2 separate regions of the Homo sapiens genome follow, and region 1 is linked to region 2. A link is an interaction called in ENCODE POLR2A ChIA-PET data of the cell type or tissue named here. Cell type or tissue: MCF 10A. All regions are shown on one strand. Each heading gives the region's core, and the rest is flanking DNA. Links, peaks and the distances in the headings are about the cores only.

What was found. ChIA-PET counts read pairs that join two places held together with the same protein. Peaks named below come from ENCODE experiments on the same cell type or tissue, not always from the same donor. Only the 100,000 strongest peaks of a DNase experiment are listed, where the experiment ranks them.
Region 1: POLR2A ChIA-PET joins it to region 2 with 6 read pairs; 5 of 35 experiments call an interaction of 5 or more read pairs at or near these places.

What each region holds. Positions count from the first base shown.
Region 1 is chr12:31,432,532-31,441,045 of GRCh38, reverse strand. DENND5B (DENN domain containing 5B) reads left to right here. Exons shown (of 21, transcript NM_144973.4): 8 at 7,798-7,891. Among named protein-coding and RNA genes, the nearest start is that of LINC02387, 67 kb to the right of the region's middle. In MCF 10A, for the core only: no CTCF peak of the experiment used is centred there; no DNase peak of the experiment used is centred there.
Region 2 is chr12:31,514,975-31,523,488 of GRCh38, reverse strand. The region is part of intron 1 of DENND5B (DENN domain containing 5B); the gene reads left to right. Among named protein-coding and RNA genes, the nearest start is that of DENND5B-AS1, 71 kb to the left of the region's middle. RefSeq lists enhancers at 3,935-4,471, 4,472-5,009 and a silencer at 4,440-4,734. In MCF 10A, for the core only: no CTCF peak of the experiment used is centred there; a DNase peak (open chromatin) is centred at 4,538.

The sequences.
Region 1 (8,514 bases), core at 2,072-7,071, 83 kb after region 2:
TTTTAAATTAGGCCAGGCATGGTGGCTCATGCCTGTAATCCCAGCACTTTGGGAGGCCTAAGCAAGTGTATCACTTGAGGCCAGGAGTTAAAGACCAGCCTGGCCAATGTGGCGAAACCCCGTCTCTACTAAAAATACAAAAATTAGCTGGGTGTGGTGGTGCATGCCTGTCATGCCAGCTACTTGGGAGGCTGAGGCATGAGAATCACTGGAGCCTGGGAGGCAGTCAGGCATGCAACTATAGTCCCAGCTACTGGTGAGGCTTAGGTGGGAGGATCACTTGAACCTGAGAGGTCTAGGCTGCAGTGAGCCATGATGTGATCGCATCACTGCATTCCAGCCTGGTCAACCTTGCAAAGACCCTCTTTCAAAAAAACAAAAAACCCTTCGTTTGATTGACCTTTCATTTAAAAGGCTGTCTCAACTTTAATGAAGGCAGTACTAGAGGATGGTTCACTAGAAATGTGGAAAAGTTATATATTCAGAATGAAATTTTCTCCTCTTGTAGAAAATGCACGTTTATACCAAAGTCTTGGGGAGGAAAATTGTTCAAGAGCATTTAATATGCTGCTTACAAGACAGAAGCAAATAACTAATGACTGAAATTTTTATTGTACTTGCCTTAGTTTGCAGGGTTTCACCCTCCAGTGAAGGGGTGGCCCTGCTTTTATACACACTGAACTTAAAAAATGTGCTAAGATGCGAGGCCTGGTGGCACTCCCCAGTACTACCTACTGGGAGGCTGAGGAGGAAGTATTCCTTGAGGCCAGGAGTTGGAAGCCACGACGTGCAATGATTGTGTCTGTGAATAACCTCCAGCATAGGCAACATAATGAGACCTCATCTTTATTTTAAAAAAAGAAAAAAAATGTGCTAATAGATACTGATGGTTGTGAGGGTTCAAACTTTCCAGATAATGGTACTAGATACAATATTCTATTTTTCAGAAGTGGATGATAATTAAGAGAATTTTCCATAAGAACAGATTAGCCATCAGTTTATTAATTTTTTCTTTTATTTGTGAAGTATCCTAATTGTTCGAATCACTTTGATCTGGATAGACTATTAGTTTAACAGTTTTTGTTTCCTTTTTTTTTTTTTTTTTTTTTTTTTTTTGAGACGGAGTCTCCCTCTGTTGCCCAGGCCAGAGTGCAATGGTACGATCTCAGCTCACCGCAACCTCCACCTCCCAGGTTCAAGCGATTCTCCTGCCTCAGCCTCCCTGAGTAGCTGGGATTACAGGCATGCGCCACTACGCCAGGCTAATTTTATTTTTTTATTAGAGACAGGGTTTTACTATGTTGGTTAGGCTGGTCTAGAAATCCTGACCTCAGGTTATCCGCCCACCTCGGCCTCCCAAAGTGCTGGGATTACAGGCGTGAGCCACTGCACCCGGTGCTTTTTTTTCCTTTTGATGGCATTAGATTGTTCATTCATTCATTTGGCAAATATTTATGGAACTCTTACTATATGTGAGGACTGTCCTAGTCACCACGAGTTTATTAATGAACAAAACAACAAAAATCTCTGCTTCCAAGTGCAAGTAAACAAAAAAAAAAGGAACCTAATATGTCAAGTAACATGTCAGATGATAAGAGTTATGAAGAAAAACAAAGTAGGAAAGAAAAGTAGAGAGTGCTTAGGAGGGAGGAGTTTAATTTTGAAATCTTATAGCCTTATTTTCTTGCTTTTGCCTTATATATAATCTTATGGTTTCCCATTTCCACACGAAGCCTCAGTCATTACGTTTTCAGGTAGATATAGTCAAGAGAAAAGATCTCAGAACAATTGCAGGGTAAATGGATTTATAACCATGCCTGTGGATCAACTGTTGAGAGAACTTCATATGCTGTTTACAAGACAGAACAAAATAAGCAGTCTTTAGTATTTCAGCAATTGTGATTATCATTGGTAAAATTATGCTTAGTAAATAAAGTTTAATAATGCAAAGAATAAATTAATTACTTAACAAGACCAGGAATGTGTGGACTTCATAGCAGTTTGCTTAAGCGCAGTGCTCATTTCCCTGTTTTGAAAATAAAATTAAGTAGGCCATTTTGTTCCACAGAGTGTATAGTAAGAGCTAGTTATATTTAAGTTAATCTTTATCCTTTTCTGCCTGCCAAAGACACAGTTTTATGCCATTTATATTTTTGTGCCTTCCTTTTCGTTTATTATATAAGTCCGTTAGCTAGTATTTATATTCTGTTTCATATTTTTACTATTTATTTGGACTACCTTGCCCATTAACCCTAATTTTTAAAATCCCTGAGCAAACTTTGTGTTATACTGACCTTTTTTGCTACAGGGCTGTTTTCAAGGCCTCCATATCAAAGATCTACACCCAGGTCTTTGTACATTTTGTTTGTTATTTATATTCTATTCTTCCCCTTTAAAGATCTTCAGGTTGTGTTTATATTCTGTTTCAGAATCTTAATGTGTTTTTTGTGGTTCATAATTTTCAATCACCCCCGATTCTTTTTGTATCCTTTTTACAGTCTTACATTGCTCTTTTGCTTTGGAGACATTTCCAGGGATTCCACTTCAAAGATCTGTAACTAGATCTTTGCACATTTTTCCCTTATATAAACCATAAACCTACTCCTCTTCTTAAGAAACTATTTTGAGAGGGGCTACCTTCCTTGATACCATTGTAAAAAGAGTAAGTATTCTTAGGATAATGAATACATTTCATGAGGATGATAGGTAAGAGCTGAGAAAATTTTAAAAAATAGATGGATACAATATTTGCTCTTTAAAAATCTGGAATATTGGCCAGGCGCAGTGCCTCATGCCTGTAATCCCAGCAGTTTGGGAGGCCAAGACAGGTGGATAACAAGGTCAGGAGTTCAAGGCCAGCCTGGCCGAGATGGTGGAACCCCATCTCTACTAAAATACAAAAATTAGCCGGGCACGGTGGCTGGAGCCTGTAATTCCAGATACTCGGGAGGCTGAGGCAGGAGAATCACTTGAGCGGCAGAGGTTGCAGTGAGCTGAGATCAAGCCACTGCACTCCAGCTTGGGTGACAGAGTGAGACTTCGTCTCAAAAAAAGAAAAAATCTGGAATACTAGAAAGTGATGGGGTTAATTTTTAACCACTCAGAATCGCATCACCATGGAATGTTAAAATGTGATATTATGCTCTTACATAGCAAGGTTGGGGGAGCAGGAGAACGGGAGTGCACACATCTTGTTTTTGAAACAAAATTAAAATGTTTATAGAATGTTATACCTTTTTTATTACTGTATCATTAGCATTCTCATATTATTAGAAATTTGAATTTTTTAATGACTGCATGAGATTTCATTGTATACTACCCTCTACTGTTGAACATTTCGGTTGTTTTGAGTATATTTTCTTGATTCTACTGTTGGTTGTACGATCTGCAATTAACTCAAAGGCTTTTAGGAAAAAGTATATATTAAACATGCATATGGACTGAAAGATGCATCCTAATTTCAGGAACATTTAAAAGCCAAAATGTGAGTCTTGGAATAAAGGAAATACAGTTTGTTATTACATATCTATATGCTGTGATGAACATCTGTAAACCTACATGTTAGACTGCATCTCTGTTTACTTAATTGTATTTATACAAGGGGCAGATGATGGCCAGGCATGGTGGTTCACGCCTGTAATCCCAGCACTTTGGGAGGCCGAGGCCAGAGGATCACGAGGTCAGGAGATCGAGACCATCCTGGCTAACACAGTGAAACCCCGTCTCTACTAAAAATACAAAAAATTAGCCTGGCGGGTGCCTGTAGTCCCAGCTACTCGGGAGGCTGAGGCAGGAGAATGGCATGAACCCGGGAGGCAGAGCTTGCAGTGAGCCAAGATTGTGCCACTGCATTCCAGCCTGGACGACAGAGTGAGACTCCGTCTCAAAAAAAAAAAAAAGGGGGGGGCAGGTGCTATAGTAGACTTTGCCAGTAAGATGGCTGACAGACAAGATACTGGCCCTTCTAGAGGAGATTTTATAGAAAATGGAGATAAGTAACTATAATACTCTGTGATAGATACTATAATTGAGGCGTACAGGATGGGTAGCTAACTTAGATTTGAAAGAGTCATAGAACACTTTCTGGAAGCAGTGGCCTCTAATCTATCTGAAAGGTGAATGAAAGTTGGGAGAAAACTTCATGGACAAAGGCTCAGAGGTGACAGAACTTATTTCATTGGAAACACTGAGGTTGAAAATTGCAGGAGCTGGGTCGGGCGCAGTGACTCACGTCTGTAATCCCAGCACTTTGGGAGGCTGAGGCGGGCGGATCACCTGAGCTCAGGAGTTCCAGACCAGCCTGGCCAACATGGTGAAACCCCGTCTCCACTAAAAATACAAAACTTAGCTGGGCATGTTGGCACATGCCTGTAATCCCAGCTGCTTGGAAGGCTGAGGCAGGAGAATTGCTTGAACCTGGGAGGCAGAGGTTGCCGTGAGCTGAGATTGCGGCATTGCACTCCAGCCTGGGTGACAAGAGCAAAACTCTATCTCCAAAAAAAAAGAAAATTGCAGGAGCTTAAAAGTAGAAAGAGCGATCAGCAGTACTAAATGTAGAAGAGGTTTTGAGTAAGCTAAGGATCAAATAATAGCCATTGGATTTGGCAGTTAGGGGTTTCAGTGGCTTCATCAAGAGGATTTTTAGGATTGGGCACGGTAGCTCATGCCTGTAATCCCAGCACTTTGGGAGGCCGAGGCGGGCAGATCACTTGAGGTCAGGAGTTCGAGACCAGCCTGGCCAACATAATGAAACCCTGTCTCTACTAAACAATACTAAAATTAGCTGGGTTTGGTGGCACATACCTGTAGTCCCAGCTACTTGGGAGGCTGAGGCAGGAGAATCACTTGAACCCGGGAGACGGAGGTTGCAGTGAGATCACGCCACTGCACTCCAGCCTGGGTGGTAGCCTGAGACTCCGTCTCAAAAAAAAAAAGTGGGGGGGCTTTAGGCAGCTGGGAACAGACACACCTGTAATCCCGGCACTTTGGGAGGCTGAGACAGGCAGATCGCATTAAGCTCAGGAGTTCAAGACTGATCTAGGCAACATGGTAAAACCCTGTCTCTACAAAAAATACAAAAATTAGCTGAGCATTGGTGGCTTGCACCTGTAATCCCACCTACTTGGGAGGCCGAGGTGGGCGGATCACATGAAGGTCAGGAGTTCGAGACCAGCCTGGCCAACATGGTGAAACCCCATCTCTACTAAAAATACAAAAATTAGCCGGGTGTGGTGGTGTGCACCTGTGATCCCAGCTATTCGGGAGACTGAGGCAGGAGAATCACTTGAACCCAGGAGGTGGAGGTTGCAGTGAGCCGAGGTCTTGCCACTGTACTCCAGCCTGGGCGACAGAACAAGACTCCGTCTCAAACAAACAAACAAACTAAAACAAAATTTAAAAAGCGTTTTCAAGGGAAGTAGATGATTTGAAATGAACTGAAGATCCAAACGTAAATAAGTAGAAGTCTTACATCTAAATATTTTAAGAATTTTTACATCAGAGGTGTGAAGAAACAGATGTTAACATGACTACAGAGGGCCACGAGGGAGACCAACATGCTTGTCAGCTGAAGAGATTCCACTGAGAAAAAGATTGGCGATACAGCAAAGGAGGTGACTAATGGAGCGGGTTGAAAAGACGGGAGAATTGGTCAAGGATGCAAGTGGAAGACACAGTTTTGAGCCTTGGCTAATGTATTTTATACTTTGAGATTAGAAGAAAGATGAGGATGTTTATGTGTGTGTATTGTCTAAGTAGAGGGCAGGAAGAAGGAGGCAAGGGTACCTGAGGGTGAAGAGTTTGCAGTAGTCTTTGAGGAGAATGGGGAAGAGTTGATAAAAGGCAGGTGAAGTGATTCATGGGTAGTCGTGAGAGAAATTGGGAACTAGTCTGTGTGGGTACGGGAATAGGGAAGTGAGGGGATAGTCTTCATCCGGGGTTTGGGGCTCTGGTGGGCAGGTAAGGAGGGAAGTAGAGGATTATTACAGAGGAGAGAGTGCTAGAATGGGAGTAGTTTAGGTGGCTTTCCGCAGAATTTATGTTCATAACAGAAAGACGAGAAAGCACCAGGGGTCTTAAGTGAGAGTCAAGGCATGGAAGAGCTAATGTAATGGGAGATGGGGGTCAGTGGCTAAGATGGTGGAGTTCAGGATTTCTGAGGTAGAGGAGTTCTGGATGACCATTGGATTTGGAGAGGAGTTCTGGATGACCATTTGATTTAGTGTGATGTCCTGGTTGCGTCTAAAGCTGAGTGGAGGTGAAGTTGCATGTTAGACGACCCCAGAATTTTAAGACAAAGTTATCTATATAGTCTTTGTACTTCCCATAGCAGGGAAGAAAAGAAAACTGAGCCAGGTTCCAAATTCTTCACTGAATGAAGATGATAGAAAGGAGTGATTAAGGATAATCGCTGGATGGTTGAGTCTTACACACTAAGCTGGAGCCTGTAGGTAGCTAGGCTGGCGACAAAAGGACCTTTGAATAAGGGAAACATTATATATTTTTAAGCCCCTCATATCATCCAGGGCAGGTCTGGGTCTAGGGCACATGAGTTGAATCATTATTAACCAAAAACAAAGGTATTTGAGCTGGAAGGCAACTTACATCTTCGGCCATACCACCTTGAACGCACCTGATCTCATCTGAAAGGCAGTTTCGATACCAGCAGTTTAGTAGCAGAGAAGATTATTATAGAACTAGCACTGATTTTATCAATCATTTAGAAACAGAATGGAGGTTACTATACTGGAACATAGTAATTAGGGGAGAAGTGATATAAGATCAGAGAGAATGAAGCAGAGGTCTTTATATTTAAGAGTTTTATAGGCCTTGGAAAAGAGCTCAGGTTTTATTTTAAACTCATTTGTCCTGCATATTTTGATACTGAGTTTATATTATAAATATTTTCTAAAACTGATAAACACAAGCTATCACTTCAGAAACACAGTCATGAAATTTTAGAGCAAAAAGGAATCACAGTGGTCTTTGAGTACAACCCTTAGACTTTACAGATGAGGACTCACTCTTATGAGTTTGAATCTTTCTATTTATCTTGAGATGGGATATCACTGTCATCCAGGCTGGAATGCAGGAGTGCAGTCGTGGCACACTGCGGCCCCAAACTCCTGGGCTCAAATTATCTTCCCACTTCAGCCTCCCAAGTAGCTAAGGAGGCTAATTTTTTAAATTTTTTGTAGAGACAGTCTCACTATGTTGCCTAGGCTGGTCTCGAACTACTGGCCTCAAGTGATCCGGCCAAAGTGCTAGGATTACAGGTGTAAGCCATTGCAACTAGTCAAGTTGGATAGAAATCTTTCCTTAAAAGGTTGGAAGCTTCATACATTTCTATTCTTTTAGGACGCTAGAATTAAGTAATTCTAAATTATGGGTTTTGAGAATATTCTTTGTATTAAAAAATATTCATAATATTTACTTTGAGCAAGTCAAGGCATTACTATTATATGTCAATATAATCAAGGACTAACTCGGTTAAGATTTGACTTATTGTTATGTATGTAAGTATCTAAAGTGTATTGATACTGTGCCTTTTTGACCTCAGTTTTTAAAAATTCTGATTGTGGTGATGACAGCACATATCTGGAAAGATACTAAAAACCGTTTGGTTGTATGTTTTAAATGGGTGCATAGTATGGTATTTTAATTATATTTTAACAAAGCTGCTATATATTTTTTAAATAATTGATTTTAAAATGTGTGTGTCAGTCTTTTGTGTTGAATGGTTAATGCTTTCTATTTTAAAGATAAGGAACACATTTTTAAATAATTTGATTGTTTCAGTCGCTGGGTAAGTCGGAGTGCCACTGCACAGCGCAGGAAAGAACGCCTTCGCCAGCATTCTGAGCATGTTGGGCTGGACAACGACTTGAGGGAGGTATGTGGTCTACCTTCCTGGGGTGCCTCACAGCAAGCGCCATGAACTAGGCTTATTCCTTCCAGCAGATGTCATTGTGTAGATTCTTAATGTTCTTTAAAAAAAAAACTGTTTAGTTATAGTTTAAAATATTAATCCTTTTGTACGGACATATAGCAGAAAACACCCTTTTTTCCATTTTTGTAATTTCAAGACATCTATAATAAGGCTCTAAAACAAGTCTTTCTGTGTATTACATCAAGTAAAGATCAAGTTGAGGATAAATTTTTAGTTACTATGTCTCCTATAGGAGAAAAATTGTCTGCATGAGAAGCCTAGACATTTCTAAGTTTCAAGCATAATTATAAGGAGTAGTGTGATGTACTTGCCTATGCTTTGTTCTTGGCTTGCTGGCACCAGTTTTTTTTCTTGAATCTCTAAATCTACTTTATATTTTTGAAAGTGTTTTAAAACTATTTTTAAATTAAGATCCTTACACTTTTATTTGTACTCTTTGAAAATAAGACCATAATTATACAACAAGTAAGTTTTGATTTTTTTCTGTGTGAAATCTGCATATATATATAGTGTCTTGCTATGTTGCCCAGGTCTTGAACTCCTGGGCTCAAGCAGTGCTCCTGCCT
Region 2 (8,514 bases), core at 1,608-6,607:
GTTGCCTTACACTTAGGCCACTGCATTCCCGCTTAAGTGCCAGGATTGTGTCAGCAACAGGATGGCCTAAACAATCTCAGTCTTGTCTCCTGCCAGCCCCCTAAATCTTCCAGAATTGCAAGAATAGGCCAGGTGTGGTGGCTCACACCTGTAATCCCAACACTTTGGAAGGCCAAGGCAGGCGGATCACTTGAGGCCAGGAGTTTGAGACCAGCCTGGCCAACATGGCAAACCCCCATCTCTACTAAAAATACAAAAATTAGCCAGGCAGGTGTGGTGGTGCATGCCGGTAATCTCAGTTTCTTGGGAGGTTCGGGTGGGATGATCGCTTGAACCTGGGAGGCGGAGGCTGCAGTGAGCCGAGATCACGCCACTGCACTCCAGCCTGGGCGACAGAATGAGGCTTTTTCTTTAAAAAAAAAAAAAAAGGAAAAAAAAAGGCACATTTATCTCACCTTCCCTCCTATTCTGGGAATGCTAACATCCTCAGGGAATCTCCCATATTGGTCCCCTATAACCCAAGACTTGGGAGTTTCACAGCCCCACTCTAGGTCTGAAAACAACACAAAAGTTGTTCTAAGGGATGAAGCCACCCTCAATAAAACTGGAAGTCAAAGCCTGCATATAAGCCCCACTCCCTCCTGCCTAAAAAAGGAAAGGTATTTAGATGTTTTTGTCATGGATACTTTACTGGGATCAGGTAAGAACTGAACAAATGCAGTAAGTTATTGGAGAGTTAAAGGTTAAAAAAGGCCGTGTGCAGTCGCTCACCTGTAGTCCCAGGGTGAGGCCAGGGCAGGTGTGTCGCTTGAGCTCACAAGTAACGAGACCAGCCGGGGTAACGTGGTGAAACCTCATCTCGACAAAAAATACAAAATTAGCCGGGCATGATGGTGTGTGCCTGTAGTCCCAACTACTTGGGAGCCTGAACTGGGGAGGATGGCTTGAGCCCAGGAGGCAGAGGTTGCAGTGAGCTAGATCGTGCCACTGCTCTTCAGCCAGGGTAATAGAGCCAGACCTTGTCTCAAAATAATAATAGCAATTTTAATAGTTTTAAAATTTTGAACTAGTTAGAACCTCTTTGATATTTACCTCACCTAGGAAATTGGGATCAGCCCAGCTTTCAAAGGGAGGTACATGAATTTAGGACTGCAGAGTACAGCAAATTTTAGTTCCTGATATGGCCATGCTTTCCTAAGAAGTTTCCAAAGGTTATTGACTCTCAGCTTAGCCTTTTCTACTGCACAATGTGATAGATGCTGTAAATCAGCGTTTAGAGGTGTTTATCTAACTCTCCCTAGTGGGAGATGGGGAAATTTTCACTGAGAATGTAACTCTGCACCATGAGCAGATGTTTGCTAAGTGGGCAAGGATTGAGTGGGGGATGTCTTAAACTGAGGGAAAACATTTGTAAAAGCAGAAAGGGGTGAGGATATGACAGCAAATTTACTATAGCTAACATGAGAGAGAAGAGGAAGGGTAGTAAATAGAATTGAAGAGGGTAGCCAAGGGCCAAATATAAATTTGTATTACAAGCTAAGGAATTTTTATCCAGTCATAAAGAGCCACTGAAAGATTTTATGCAGGGGATTATAATGATCAGATTAGCATATTAAGAAGATGATTTTGGCAATAGTATGGAGTCTGGTTGATAGGGAGGCCAGGTAGGAGGCTACTGAAGTAGTCTGGACAAGAGATGAAGTGTACCTAAACTAAGGCATGGGGATGGAACGGAACTTAGCATTACAGGCAGTTACTTAAATGGCTAGGGGAAGCAAGAGGAAGCAAGAATCATTCCTTGGTTTAATGGTTTGGATGGATGGTGGTGGTCTTTGTTGACGCTAGATATACAGGAGTAGAAAAGCCACTAAAAAAACCCACACACATTTCTGTTTTATGTAGGCATCTTGTATAGGACAGACTAACAAAAATGAAACTGTTTCTTAAATTTAATTGAAATACAATCAGCAATTTTCTCATTATAATTTTACTTAACCCTGTACAGTTCAGTCTACAAAAATAAGTATTGGTAGAATAGCCAGGTGCAGTGGTGTGTGCCTGTATTCCCAAGCTGCTCTGGAGGCTGAGGCAGGTGGATCACTTGAACCCGGGAGTTCGAGTGCAGCCAGAGCAGCATAGTGAGACGCTGTCTCTAAATATTAAAAAAAAAAAAAAGTTTTTTTGTACTAAAGTGAATGTCTGATATCTGCACACCCCACAGAATGTACAGTGGAATTCTAATGCCTTATCTCTGAACTTACTATATATAACATTGATATAACCTTTTCTATTGTTTTTGACGCCTATTTTATTCAGTTAGCATTATTTCCCTTGGCATCCTTATAGCCAGGCAATCCCTTATGATGAAATTAAAAAAAAAAAAAAGACCAACTTTAATGATCTAAGGCTGTGCTGCTTGATATGGGAGCCACTTAGCCACATGTGACTTGAGTATTTGAAACTTGACTAGTTCAAAATGAAATGAGCTGTAGATGTAAAATACTCACTGGATTTCAAAGATTTAATATCTCACTAACATTTTTGTATGTTTATTACATGTTGGAGCAATATTTTGGATACAAGAAGTAAAATTTATTGTCATGATGAATTTTTCCTGTTTTTGTTGTTGTTGTTGTTGTTGTTGTTAACTATTTTTAAAATGTAGCTACCCCTGTAATCCCAGCACTTTGGGAGGCCGAGGTGTGTGGATCATGAGGTCAGGAGATCGAGACCATCCTGGCTAACACAGTGAAACCCTGTCTCTATTAAAAATACCAAAAATTAGCCGGGCATGGTGGCACACACCTGTAGTCCCAGCTAGTCGGGAGGCTGAGGCAGGAGAATCGCTTGAACCCAGGAGGTGGAGGTTGCAGTGAGCTGAGATCACACCACTGTACTCCAGCCTGGATGACAGAGTGAGACTCTTTCTCAAAAAGAAAAAAAAGTAGCTACTAGAAAAATTTAAATTATATATATGGTTCACATTATCTTTCTATTAACTTTCTTTGCTTACTAAGTTTATTTCAGTTCCATTATCTGCCTAGTTTCTATGCTAGGTGTGCCTAACTTCTATACTAGCTAGAGATTTGCTGCATATGATTAACAGCTGTTTCATTTTAATTCATTATAAGTGCCTGGAAACTGCAATAATGCAAAATTGTCTTCCCATATTTTGGAAACAAGGTTAAAAAGTTCTATAGCACCCTATAGTTGATTAGTAAGAACTTCAACGCAGAATATCTGCAGGAAACTGATTTTTGTAGATGTTATCACAATTCATTTTGATATCTGTAAGTTGGATAGTGTTTATTAACTCTTCTGCAAATAAATTATTTCTTAGAATGAAAGTCTCCAAGCTGGTACATGGATAGGATTGGACTAGAGAAAAAGCTTATTTGAAACACATTTTATGAGGGTTTTCATTTATTGCCTAAACACTATAAAATTTTTTTGCCATGTTCCAGTTGACACAGGCCAAGAAATGCCTGAACAGGTAGCAAACACACCTAGCAAACAGGGATGGCTACCATATCAAAAAGTCTCTCTGCTAAGGTGAGGTGCAGGGTTTCTTTTTGGGGTGATGAAAATGTTCTAAAATTAGATAGTAGTGATGCTCACACAACTCTATAAATATACTAAAATCACTGAATTGTATACTTTAAAAGGGTGAGTGTAAGGGTATGTGCAATATAGCTCAATAAAGCTGTTATAAAAAAATTCTGAAGCATGCTTATCTGTTGCAGTTACTGATTTACTAGTCATTTAATGAGAATTAAGTGAGCAGACACAGAAAGCAACCATATGTTCAAGAACTACAGTGATCAGACAAAAATGGACTGTCCTTTTTTGACTTCTGTGTGAGCCCCACAGATCTGGTGGCATTTAGGGAAGCCTAATGGCCTTCTTTTGTGAGTACTTGTGAAAGTTACTAACAATGTATTAGATTGCTAATACATTCAAATTCTAATGTAAAATGAATGTGATACACTGAAAGGTACAGACTGAATCCAGCAGATGAGTAGAAAGAAAACCACTCCAATATTTAATCATTTGTTGTTAAGGAATTTATCCATTAACAAAGTTTTTAGACAGAGTTGTTTATATCTACTCAAGGTGTCATTATGCACATCTGTTTCTTGTACCTCAGGTTCATCCTATAGAAAATCATGCTAACTCACAAGTCATGCAGTGTTTTCAAAAAGACAAGTCATGCAGTGTTTTCAAGTTCAGAGAGTAGCAAAGGATGCAAATCTAATTTCTTTACCATTTGCTACCATCTGAAGTTAGTAACATTTTTTGGCTAATCACCAAGCACCCAGAAAGAAAGAAATAGAGCAAATTTGGTGCATCGTTTGTCTTCCGTATCTCCTTTCGAAGTCATTTCCACAGGATAAGTGCCAAAGCACAGAAAAGAAGCTAGGCCCCACTTTTACTCTCATGAACAAAAGTCTTCCCATAGATTTTTACATAGCTGCTGCATTTGTCATCCCTTTCCTGAAGAGCTTTGTTGCTGTGGTCTTGCTCTAGGGCTGCTTTCAGCAACATTTCTGACGCAGGTTTAATGCTGATTAGCCCTAAAACAATTCTAGGGCAGGGCTCCCTGCCAGGATAAAGAATGAACAAAATTGGTTTGCATATAGGCCAGCTGCAGTTGCTGCAGCTAGAGTCTGTCAAACTAGGACCATTTTCTTGTTTACCAAGATGAGGTTAAATTAGCACAGCATGAGGCAAAAAAAAAAGATTTAAAAAACCCAGAAAATTAGCTATGCTTTTGAGTATGATGCAGTGAGTGTGGAATTAAGGTGATTTTAAGTTAGTTTGAGAAGGGAAGGTAATATACAGTACTAAAAGCTTGATTAAAAGCTGCTTGAAGATATTTGCTTGCTAACTATCTTAGTAAAAAAAAAAAAAGGTATATTTGAATAGTGCCTCAAAGCTCACAGATTACATGTAGAAAAGTCTGTTGGCCCATTTTTATTGAGTATGTGCCTCATGCTTACATGCTTAGCCCTGGTCCTGGCACAAGGGTACAGAGGTGGACATTTAATAGAGGAAGACACTGTCTTTGAGACTGGGTTTCTGGAGACTCTTAATTCAAGCCTCAGCTCTGTCTTTAATTCTCACCTTAGGCAAACCATGTTAGCTGAGCATCTGTGTTCTCCTAATGTAAACAATGAGAGAGGGAGAGGGACTGCTCAGGCTCTTAAAGATAATTCAAGTCTAACATTTTTTGAATTATTTGTTTGTGTAGTGTTATTTCCTAAAATATTTGAATCAAGTTTTATGTGTTCATAGTCTCTGATAGTGGGACATCCAGTCTGGTTGAGGAGGAAAGATGAGCTGTGTAATCAGAGAAGCTGAATGTGAGAGGTTTCTGACTTCCAGAGCTTCAGTTTATAAAGCTCTTTCCCTGCCTCTCCACTTTGCACTGCTCCCATTGCAGAGACTGCCCGCAGATCTACCTTTGGGAACTCAGGCTTTTTATTCCAGCAATGCAAGGCTGAGTTGAGGGAAGGAGCCCCCACTTTCTCATCCACCTGCAAAGGCAAGAGTACATAGCTGCAGGTAACAAGTTATAGGAAGGGTTAGTGTGAGGCAGAAAGGCACAGTAAAGGATAAACTTCATAGTGTTTGATGATCCCCAAAGTGTCATTTGACTTCTTAGACTCCCAGAACCCCTGTGCTTCACTTCCCAGCCCTTCATCAACTCTGGATTCAAGGACTTCTGAACTTGATCTCTGTCACTTTCTCCTCCCTGACCTTCCCAGATCCCAGTCTTGGATCATTAAAAGCACCCCTACTAGTTTAGGGCTGGGAAATGAGGAGACTTAATCATCTTATAACATTGTTCCTATGGGAGGTGAATTCTTTTACAGACTAACGTCCAAATACAATCGTTAGTAAAACTAAGGCTACAGCTGTTAATTTAACTGAAGCTTGTGTAGTTATGGAGAGATTGTTTCTTTTATCAGTTCATATTTCTATGCACTTCTCATTCAGTACTGTGCTATACTTTTCACTGCCCTTCACCTCAGCTAAGATGGTTTTCACCTTAAGTCTCAAGACAAAGGCAGCAAACAGCCAATACAGAATTAGGGCATAGAGCTGGGTGTGATACAGGGTGCTAACTACTCATAGTCCGCTTTAAGCGCAGGATAGAGGACATTCTCACAGAAAAACAAAACAAAACAAACATTTGCCTATATTAGATAATCAAGTGGGTAGGGCTTAGAGAAAAAAGGAATCACCGTGGGTTGTAGTGGGGTAGTTTATACATGTAGGAAACAGTCCTGAAAGATATGGATGTGCAGAATGGAGGCTGATGTTCTGAGCTCCAGCTGAGGGAATTTTCATTTATCTAAAGTTTTTATTTCTGTTTTTTTTTCCCCAGCCGAATTTAAGATTCATATTTCTGTTTTAAAAAGTTGTGAAATGAATATAGCAAAGTGTTAACATTTGTTGAATTCAGGAGGGAAGGTATCTACACACAGTGTTAATTATTTCTGTTTTACTTCTCTATATGCTCTAATTTCTTCTTTTTAATTTTTTTGAGATAGGGTCTCACTCTGTTGCCCAGGCTGGAGTGCAGTGGCACGATCAGGGCTCACTGCAGCCTCAACATCCTGGACTCAAGCAGCCCTCCCACTTCAGTCTCCCAAAGTGCTGGGATTAGAAGGTGTGAGCCACAGGGCCCAGCCTGAAATTTTTTAAAATTACAGACAGGAAAATAAATTGCATTAAAGTTGAGCAGCCCAAGAAACAAAGGAAAGAACTTAAATAATATATAGATCAGATGGTCAGCTCTTGAAAAGGTAGGTGTTAATGGCAGTCAGATATTATATCAGTCTTGAAGGAGCACATAAATCGTATATTGTTTTGCAACCAAAGAACAGAAAAATGACTGCTATCATCAATGATGAAAGCTCAAATGTGATGAAGAAATGGAAAAAATAGATAATGGGCCAAGGTTTCTTCATGGCTTGGGGTTAACTTTTTTTTTTTTTTTTTTTTGAGACAGGGTCTCACTCTTATTGTCCAGGCTAGAGAGGAGTGGCGTGATCACAGCTCACTGCAACCTCACCATCCCTAGACTCAGGTGATCCAGTTCAACCTCCCAAGTAGCTGTCTGGGACTATAGGTGTGCACCACCACAGCTGTCTAATTTTTATATTTTTTGTGGAGACAAGGTTTTGCCATGTTGCCCAGGCTGGTCTCAAACTCGTGGGCTCAAGTGATCTGCCCACCTTAGCCTCCCAAAGAGCTAACAGACGCGAGCCACCGTGCCCACCCATGCTTAATTTGTTTAGGTGCGAGATATACTAACACAGAGAATATGCTGTACATCATTAGAGAAAATGAATATAAATAAATGACATACTTTAGTAATTATCAAAAGGAGCAAGTTCAGCCCAATAAACAAGGGGCAACCTAGTTTTCATACCCATACATCTACGTGCAAGATAAGTGTAATCACTTTTTTCGGAAAGAGTAGCTTTTAATGCATATATTTAAATTATTTTAAGATATGCTCTAAAGCCTCTCCATTGTGCTATAATTGTCTCTAACAGTTGAATTTTTGCCTTTTCAAGAATTTCTTCTATAAATGCTGAGGGAAGAACCATTACTGATAAATTTTCTATATTCCTAATATGCTTGGCTAAGCTTGTAGCAAGGCTCAATATATTTGTTGGTTGGCAGTACAGAATTTTGAGTAGTCTATTTATACCAGTAATATTGTGTTACTAGTGAATAGATGAGTTTAATCTTAGTGTAAAAAGCATATCTATGTAACAGTTTTTCTACTGATTAATTGTATATAATTGAACAGAGTTCAAGTTCATTCCTTTTTTTGTTCATTCCTTCATACAAAATGGGAAGTTGTTTAGAACTCATCCTGAAAGGAATTGACATACTGTAGTCTCTCACAGAAGTACAACTTAATAAACATTTATGGCAATAAAATTTACCCACCATGTAAGTATATCTGCAAAACTATAAGTATGTGGAATGGTCTTACAGAAGTACAAAATTAATAATGTAGTTTCCCTGGTTATTTCTCATCTATTTCTATATCATACTGTGAAAGAATCCAATACTGTTACAATAATAATAATAATGATAATTTAAACATAATTTCAGTATAATTATAATCGCAATTTTAAAAAATGTATGTGTATGTATTTAGAGATGGGGTCTCACTCTGTCACCCAAGCTGAAGTGCAGTGGCACAATCATAGCTCCCTGCAGCCTTGAACTTATGGGCTCATGTGATCCTTCCACCTCAGCATCCCAAATAGCTCGGACTGCAGACATGCACCACCACACTCGGCTTATAATCGCAAGTCTTACGTTCTGTTTTCTTTTTAGAGACAGGGTCTCACTCTGTTGCCCAGGCTGCAGTACAGTGGCACTATCAGAGCTGACTGCAGCCTTGAACTTCTGTGCTCAAGTAATCCTTTCACTTCAGTCCCTTGAGTAGCTAGGACTGCAGGTGTGCACCACCATGCCTAATTA